Regions from separate parts of the Homo sapiens genome. Here regions 1 and 3 are each linked to region 2. Evidence: chromatin contacts called from ENCODE Hi-C or POLR2A ChIA-PET data. All regions are on one chromosome and are shown on one strand. The core of a region is the stretch at or near the end of the contact, and the rest is flanking DNA. Distances in the headings are between cores, read along the strand shown. Region 1 overlaps JARID2 (jumonji and AT-rich interaction domain containing 2). Region 2 overlaps LOC105374945 (a long non-coding RNA gene). Region 3 has its middle 31 kb from the start of LINC01108.

Region 1 (2,879 bases), core at 215-2,714, 540 kb after region 2:
GTGAGAAATCCCACCGAGAGAGTGTGTGCTGGGTGTGGCTTTTGAACCATCAGTTAAGTTTTATTTCCTTTTTAATATGACTCTTAACACCCTACTTCCTGGCTTCTCAATGCACAATTATGCAGTTTCTAACTTTGACTTCTAATTTGATTTCTCTGCACCATACCACCACCTTGACACACACACATTGCTGACTTGTTTTGTAAGGCAGTTTTTTTTTGATGCAGGACTTTGGGGCTGTGAAGGCCCCTTTCTTTGTGCTTCCTAAGGCCTGTCAATAAGCCATGGTGATGAGGGACTTACGGTTCTCTCAGCCCTATATTACGTTAAGGAAAACAGTACTGGTACTTTCAGAGTCTAATTGACAGTGCAAATACTGGTCCATGTTTCAACTCGGACCAGTTAACGGAGGCCAGGTGGATTTGGGATCTGCTGAATAGAGTTATTTGTGAAAGTGTTTGTTGCAGTTTCCTTATTACTAAGTTTTCTAATAGCTGTGAGGAAAGAACACAGAAGATTGAGAGAATAAGGAGTCATTTCTGGAGGAATGATAGAAAATTTAGGAAGTCCTGAATGCAGAGAGTTCCTTGGGTGAGGTTATTTGAGAGAAAATGAGCAGAAGGAGAGGGCCTTTGCTATTGGACATCTGTGGGAAAACCTTGAGGTTCATAGTCACTTTTATTTGATAAATATTTTGATAATTTATTATTACAGACAGATTTTAAGTTAACCTTAAAAAGTTTCCACCCATCATCCCTCACTCAATACATTAGTGTGTCTTTCCTTCAAATAAGTACATTTTCCTATAACTGTCAAAGTTAAGAAGTTCACAGTGATACGTGGCCCCCATGCAGTCCTCAAACCTCTGTTTCACATTTGTTCTGAAGGTGCTTTGTAATGTCCAAGTTTAGAGCAAAAGGACCCAGTTCAGAATTAGGCGATGCCATTAATTGTCTGTAGTCTGCTTAATCTGGAAGAGTTCCTCATTGTTTGTCTTTGACCTCAACACTTGAAAATTACAGGTCAATTATTTTTTAGAATGTCCCTTAATTTGGGTGCCTGGTGTTTCCTCATGATTACATTCTGGTTTGTGTTCTTGGCAGGAATGCCACAAGGGAAGTGATTCCTCCTCCTTGTTGTTGGGTCCTCTGTGGGGATACACAGTTCAGTCCTTCCCTTTCCACACTCGTGTTCATGCTGATCATTCGACTGTGGTGGGCCTGTTAGGAGTAAAGTTGCCCGTCTCAGCCTTTGCAGTGTATAAGTGTTAAGAGAGGATATTCTTTGAAACTAGTACATACTTCTCATCATCTTTATCATAATTGTATGCGTATGGGCTTCCTATTTTATTCAAAGGGTTATAATCTGTTACTCCTATTATGTATTCTGATGTTCAGATTGTCCCAGATCACCGCCTCATCCGTGGATCCTCATCAGGCTGGCTTTTTATTCCATTTGACATGTCCCTGTCATCCTTCCAGCCTTGCTTCTGGCACAACAAAATGTTCCAGGCTCATGGTGTACTTTCCCGCCCTCAGTCCTGGAATTGGCCATGTCTTCAAGGAGCACTGCTTTCTTATAGGGATAAGTGCTGTTGAGGAGCCAAGATCTGGGCACTAGGGATGCTGGGAACTATGGGAATGTCATTTCTCCCAGGTGCTCTTAGTAGACTGAGGTTGCATGTTTATAAGGGTCTATCCGAAGTTCTGTGTATATTAAAATCCGTGAGTTAGCAGCCATACCTCCAATTTCAATTTAACACTAAGGGAGGTTCATGTGCATTCATCCCTGAGGAACTTGGCTCCTGTAATCCTTAATATACTTACTTGCTCTGTCTTTTCAGTGTAATCCACCTCCCATCTCTGCTTCTCTGCTGCCCCCACGATGGGAAACTCAGCCCTGACACCCCATATGGTTGCTCCTCACCCCCTCTCCTTGCCCAATTGCCCTGCCTTACTAATTGGCTTTGGGACTGAATTGTTGGGGGGGAAATTTTGACATTATAGGATAGTTCTTGGTGATTCTTAACACATAAGAAAGGAGAGTTATTAATGTATTTGTTAGAAATTTTGTAGCCCTTGTCGGTTGTTGAGCCTTGAAAACAGGGAGATACGAGGTAGGTGGGGTTCCCACCAGTTTATCTCCATTAGCTTTTTTGTTTGTTTTTGGAGACAGGGTCTTGTCTCATATCAAAATAAGAAGTTGTCCACTTCTGGAGTGCAGTGGCACAGTCATGGCTCTAAGCAGCCTCGACCTCCTGGGCTCAAGCCATCCTTCTGCCTCAACCTCTCCAATAGCTAGACCTACAGGCGCAGGCAACCACACCCAGCAATTTTTTTTTTTTTTTTTGGTAGAGAAGGAGTCTTGCTGTGTTCCCCAGGCTGGTCTTGAAGTCCTGGGCTCATGCAATTCTCATGCCATCTTGGCCTCCCAAAGTGCTGGGATGACAGGCATGAGCCAACATGCCTTAGTTTTTACATAGATTTTGGCTGAAAGATTCTCCTGATCTTGCATGTTGAGTATGAAGATGGAAAGGAAGCTGTGAGAACTAAATATGACAGAATCTTGTGCTGGATTGGCTGTATATAGAGAGAAGAACATGGCCACTAGACTGTGAGGCTGGTAGAGTGTGGTGTGATGATCAGGAATGGAGAACGAGTGGGATGTGTACTCAGAAGGATGTATTTGCCCTAAAGGAATCTTTGAAGGATCAGCAGCAATGTGATTCAGGTATATCTAGCCGCGCTTGGTTGTGCCGTCTATAGTCCATCTCTGTGGAGGCTGACACGGTGGAATCCTTGACACCTGGAGTTTGAGGCTGCAGTGAGACATGATTGTGCCTCAGCACTGCTGCCTTGGCAATTAAGTGGCACTTTGTC
Region 2 (2,862 bases), core at 196-2,695:
GACCCCATCTCTACAAAAAAAAAAAAAATTTAAAAATTAGTTAGGCATCGTGCACACCTGTAGTCTGTTACTCAAGAGGCCGAGGTGAGAGGATCCTCTTGTAACTTGAGTTCAAGGCTACAGTGAGCTACAGTGAGCCACGTTCACACCACTGAATTCCAGTCTGGGCAACAATAACAACAACAACAAAATATAAATGGATGCTAAAAATAATGGATAATAGTTTGTTGAGAAACAGAATACTTGTATAGTCTGGAATTATCTCCCCACATTGTACTTATTAATTGCAAAGGGAAAAATAATAATTTTACAATATAGAAACCTGGTAGACGAATAAAGTGATCAAAATCTATCCTCTATAATGAGACAAACTGACATTATAAGTCTTCTATATAAAACACTGAGAAGTGCTTTAAATCTTTGATATAAAACATGACCCTGACCAGGCATAGTGGCTCACACCTGTAATCCCAGCACTTTGGAAGGCCGAGGTGGGTGGATCACCTGAGGTCAGGAGTTCGAGACCAGCCTGGCCAACACGATGAAACCCTGGCTCTACTAAAAATACAAAAATTAGCCAGGTGTGAGGGAAGGTGCCTGTAATCCCAGCTACTCAGGAGGCTGAGACAGGAGAATCACTTGAACCTGGGAGGCGGAGGTTGCAGTGAACAGAGATCATGCTGCTGCACTCCATCCTGGATGACAGAGCGAGACTCCATCTGTTCTGTAGATCTGAAATTAGTTCAAAATGTAGATGTTTAGGAAATAAATTAACTGAACCCTGATTCATGGATGTATTATGATTTTCTCATTGTATAGACCTGACACAAATTAGGTACATTCTATGGCACATCTCATTTAGGGAAATTAAAGGGAAAAAGGTACATTCGGGAAAAGGTGAGCACAGGGATGAAGACACCATCTCCATATCCCTCGGCTGCTTCATTAACAGCCTGTTATTTTACAGCGAGGCCAGTGACACCTTGTCTATGCTTGAGTTTTCTCCACAACACAAGCAAAGTATGATGAACAGTATGATGCGGTACTAGCTCCACAGTACCATGGGAACTAGCTAGAGATTTCTCACCTGCTCCTTCATGTAACCTTTTGGCTTTTTGTTCCTGTCCTCTATTTATGAAAGAAGTAAAATGATAAGAAAGCATGCACAGTTTGTGATAGTGGATTAGCAGGTCACAAGCAGGTCTGTCTACCCTCCTTCCAGGACATCCGAGTTTCACCTTTGAAATTACAATGGTGGATCTGTCCCCTCCCCGATCTAACATTTTAATGTCCTCCTTTAGGCTTTAGACATCAGTGTCCAGACGTCCTATGAGTGGAGTCTCCAGCACCCACAGAAGTGGCTCCCTGTTGTCCCTGTGGTTCCCCAAATGTCACTGCTCTTCCCCAGCAAGAATTTGGCCGTGGCTTGATCCGAAGCAGCTGTTGCATGGCGCAACAGTGCAGAACAGTTTGGGACAGGAAGTGAAAGAGACCACATCCTCTTGAAACTGCAGGGAAAGTTTATTAGGCCTCGTATCATGGCTTCACATTGTTAGGAAGTGGCAGTTGGACTCTCCTCTGCCTCAGGAGTTTGGATGAGGCATTGGTCACTGTGTTGTCTGCCTCTTGACTTTCATCTGGAGAAGAATGCCAATGCCTACCCCGGCGCTTGACCAGAAAACTCCTTAGACAGTCACTCTGAAGGCTCCTAGAAAGTGAAAATCGTGAAAACGTATTGAAGGCCTGCTATGCCTCTGTCTGAGCACTTAAAACACTTAGAATTTGAGAATCCTGGAGCCACTTAAAATTGGCCTTGGAGTCTGATATGGTTTGGCTCTGTGTCTCCACCCAAATCTCATGTCGAATTGTAATCCCCAGTGTTGGAGGAGGGGCCTGGTGGGAGGTGACTGGATCATGGGAGTGGATTTCCCCTTTGCTGTTCTTGTGAGAGTGAGAGTTCTCACAAGGTCCGGTTGTTTAAGGGTGTAGCATCTCCCCCTTGTCTCTCTTCCTCCTGCTCTGGCCGTAGAAGACGTGCCTGCTTCCCCTTCCCCTTCTGCCATGATTGAAAGTTTCCTGAGGTCTCCCCAGCCATGCTGCCTGTACAACCTCTGGAACCATGAGCCAATTAAACCTCTTTTCTTTATAAATTACCCAGTTTCAGGTATTTCTTTATAGCAGTGCAAGAACAGACTAATACAGAGCCCATTTCACCCAATCTGACAATCTAGTTGCAGACAAAACATACACACTAGCAAATATCCTTGCAGTTCCAGGCCATGAATTTAAGAAGTCAGATGTACGGTAGCAGTCGTTAAGTGCAGGAGGCACAGGAAAAGCTGTGATTATGGAAATCTTAGGACTGCCCTCCTATACCCAAAGAGAGGAAGGTGAGGAACCCTGTCCCCAAAACCTTAATTTCCAGAACAAGCCCTCCACCTGAGGAAACAGGAATTAACAGGCAACAAAGATAAAAGGGGAGATGGGTTCAGGGTCTTAGGGCTAGGGAAGGAGAGGAGCAGGTGGCAAGTTGAGAGGGAAGGTTTAATAACATGAGATTGCCTCGGTTCAACAAAGAAGCTCCTAATCTCGAAGCTGAGTCTCTTACACATGTGAGTTTTTAATCAGAGGCCCCAAAACAGTAATCAATCTGTAGTTTCCACCAACACAAATGAGACGCATGGGAAGGAAGGAAGTAGGAAAGAAGTATTGCTTTGTTTTTGGTTTGTTGGGGCTTTTTTCTTTTCTCCTCTGGTCCACCTAAATCGGTTTGTGTGCTTAGCCCATTGCCTGAGGTATTGTTTGCATTGTCTTTCTCCTCTAGCCTCCCCCAGCTACCATCCCCTTCATCTCACATCCAAA
Region 3 (2,772 bases), core at 72-2,571, 660 kb before region 2:
CGACATTTCCTCTGTACCTGACCTTGCCAGGCATGGTGAAAACAGGTAGGGGGTGGTGAAAACAGGTAGGGGGTGGGTGGGCCTTACTACCCCTCAAGGCTTTCCCTAGGCCCAGGAGGGTGATCCTCTCTGCACTCACGGTATTATTCCTTCTTCTCTTTCCTACAAAACTCAAGAGCCAGGAGCATCTCAGTCTTCCCTCCCTCCCTTCCCATGCTCCTCTCCCTCACTTTCAGACCCAGGGAATCTATCCAGTCCCAGGGTGGGGAAACCTTACATTTATATCATCATATACATTTTATGCTTTGAGTCCCCAAGATCATATTGACTTTCTTCCCCCTCTTTGATCTGGTGCAGTATTGCCCCGAGGCCTGGATGAACAGGACTCCTGCACCAGGCCTTAACCCTTGGGAGACCCTGCACTTTGAAGTATTTTCTGTGAACATTTCTAAGTCCTCTTCAGGTGCTTGAAGCATCCATAGGCCCATTTTTCCTTTCTGGGGAAATATCTGATTCTTTTTTTTTTCTTGGAGAGAGTCTCGCTCTGTTGCCCAGGCTGGAGTACAGTGGCACAATCTCGGCTCACTGCGACCTCCGCCTTTTGGGTTCAAGCAATTCTCCTGCCCCAGTCTCCCGAGTAGCTGGGACTACAGGCACACACCGCCACGCCCAGCTAATTTTTTGTATTTTAGTAGAGACAGGGTTTCACCATGTTGCCCAGGCTGGTCTTAAACTCCTGAGCTCAGGCAATCTGCCCGCCTCGGCTTCCCAAAGTGCTGGGATTATAGGTGTGAGCTGCCGCGCCCGGCCCTGTCTGACTCTTTACTGCCGGGGTCTATCAGATACTTGAAGGGCCCAGACCTCGCACCTATAGGGTCGTCCAAGGCCCCAGTGCTGGGCTTTGGTTCTAGAAGGGTGGACTGCAAGCAGATTCCTCCCACTGGATGAAGCAGAATTTATTTCTCAGAATTCTATGGGATGGGACCGCCATACTGGTGCTGCAGACATGCTGATTTGAGGTGACCCAAACTGTCTATATGGACATTTCCCTGTCCCCTGCAAAAATATGTGCCTGGCAGACAAATTAAGTTTAACAAACTTCAATTGAGCAACGAATGATTTGTGAATTGGGCAGCCCCCAAACCACAATAGGTTCAGAGAGGCTCTAGGCCTGGTTGAAAAAGACTTGTAGAAAGCGAAAGCAAAGTGATGTACAGAAAATGGAAGTGAGATACATAAACAGCTGGATTGGTTACACCTCGGTGTGCGCCTTATTTGAAAAGGGTTTGAGCATTTGGCCACCTGTGATTGGCCGAGAAACTCAGCGATTGGCATGAGAGTAGGTTACAGTCTGTTTACACATTCGGGTAGGTTACAGTTCACTGTGCATGAAGAAACCTTTAGGCTGAACTTAAAATATGTAAGGAGGCATCTTTAAGCTAAACTTAAATTTAACACCCCACGTACCCTCTCGGGTGACTTTGTTCTTGCATCTTCCTCCTTCACTCAGGCGATAAGCATGACATATCGAGCTACTTCTAGAATAAAGGGGAGGGACACGGGTAACAGAAAACACAAGGAAAAAGTACATTAGCAAATTTACCCAAAGATCATACTGCCATTCTCTTGAATTGGCCCAGTATATAGTCAATACTGAGCATCAGAAGACTTGAATTTGGCCGGGTGCAGTGGCTCATGCCTGCAATCCCAGCACTTTGGGAGGCCGAGGCTGTGGGTTACCTGAGGTCAGGAGTTCAAGACTAGTCTGGCCAACATGATGAAACCCCGTCTCTACTAAAAATACAAAAATTAGCTGGGCATAGTGGTGGCCGCCTGTAATCCCACCTGCTCAGGAAGCTGAGGCAGGAGAATCACTTCAACCCGGGAGGCGGAGGTTGCAGTGAGCTGATATTGCGCCGCTACACTCCAGCCTGGGCGACAGAGAAAGACTCCATCTCAAAAAAAAAAAAAAAAAAATTGATTGAGCTCAGGTTAGTTTTAGTCCTGACTCTGCTATTAACCAGCTGTGTGATCCTGGGCAAGATATTTGACCTCTCTGGGCCCGTTTCTTCATCTTTAAAATGAGATGGATGGATGGCTATCTATAATAGATGGATGGGCAGATGAGGGAGGGAAGTTTCCCAGATAGACTGGGGAGGAGGTGGGAGCTGGTGGTTGTCTAGACTCTCTGTCCCTACCTAGTGCTGCAAAAATTCCCATTTGGGCGCTATCATCCCCATCACGCCTCTTTCCCCACTGCTTTGTTTCCAAGAGCAGCTTGGTGAGGTAAATGAAAAGATTGCTCTAAGAGTCAGAAAACCTGAATTTTTCTTCTACAGTGTTTGTTGTGAGCTTTTGGCAATGTAGAAGCTCTCCAGGTGTTACCTTTCTCATCAATAAGATGCAGTTAATGATACGTGTTTCGTGTATCATGGTGTTTTGGGCATCATGTGTGACAGTGTGCATGGAAGCTGCTCTGCAGCCCTGAAGCCCACAGGTAAGGTCGTGTCTTACAAGGCATGACTGGGACTGCTTCTCTTCCATATTCCCCGCTACAGCTGCCCATGGGATTCCTATACAGTGTACACCAAACATTGTTCCAGGTGACTTCACAGCTCCCGAATGAAACTGAGTAACAGAGATCACCAGATAAGGTGGTGTTACTGAGTTATGTTCACCATGTGTCAGGGAAAAGGACTTCTGCGTTGTTTTATTTTTGTTTTAAGGCATCAGAGCCAGAACATGTACAGTTTTTACAGGGAGACTAAAAAC

Evidence for each region. Hi-C counts contacts between places; a loop is a spot of excess contacts on that map. ChIA-PET counts read pairs that join two places held with the same protein, here RNA polymerase II (POLR2A). Pooled maps may share reads with other maps.
Region 1: a loop to region 2 is called in a pooled map, with 2.9 times the contacts of the local background. The contact joins two enhancer-like sites. A Hi-C loop is called at or near these places in 2 of 168 maps with a recorded cell type or tissue (IMR-90 and gastrocnemius medialis) and 2 of 50 pooled maps. POLR2A ChIA-PET finds 5 or more read pairs at or near these places in 2 of 52 experiments (AG04450 and activated T-cell).
Region 3: a pooled map shows a loop between it and region 2 (4-fold over the local background). The contact joins two enhancer-like sites. A Hi-C loop is called at or near these places in 2 of 50 pooled maps. POLR2A ChIA-PET finds 5 or more read pairs at or near these places in 2 of 52 experiments (Panc1 and activated T-cell).

Annotation. Positions count from the first base shown.
Region 1 is chr6:15,452,312-15,455,190 of GRCh38, forward strand. All of the region lies in intron 4 of JARID2 (jumonji and AT-rich interaction domain containing 2), which reads left to right. Among named protein-coding and RNA genes, the nearest start is that of DTNBP1-AS1, 92 kb to the right of the region's middle. Within about 2 kb of position 1,465, at least 7 of the 41 ENCODE cell types and tissues checked have a DNase peak (open chromatin) inside an H3K27ac peak, as active enhancers do.
Region 2 is chr6:14,909,371-14,912,232 of GRCh38, forward strand. All of the region lies in intron 2 of LOC105374945 (a long non-coding RNA gene), which reads right to left. Among named protein-coding and RNA genes, the nearest start is that of JARID2-DT, 330 kb to the right of the region's middle. RefSeq lists enhancers at 1,253-1,312, 2,003-2,062. Within about 2 kb of position 1,446, at least 11 of the 41 ENCODE cell types and tissues checked have a DNase peak (open chromatin) inside an H3K27ac peak, as active enhancers do.
Region 3 is chr6:14,253,455-14,256,226 of GRCh38, forward strand. No RefSeq gene overlaps it. Among named protein-coding and RNA genes, the nearest start is that of LINC01108, 31 kb to the right of the region's middle. Within about 2 kb of position 1,322, at least 2 of the 41 ENCODE cell types and tissues checked have a DNase peak (open chromatin) inside an H3K27ac peak, as active enhancers do.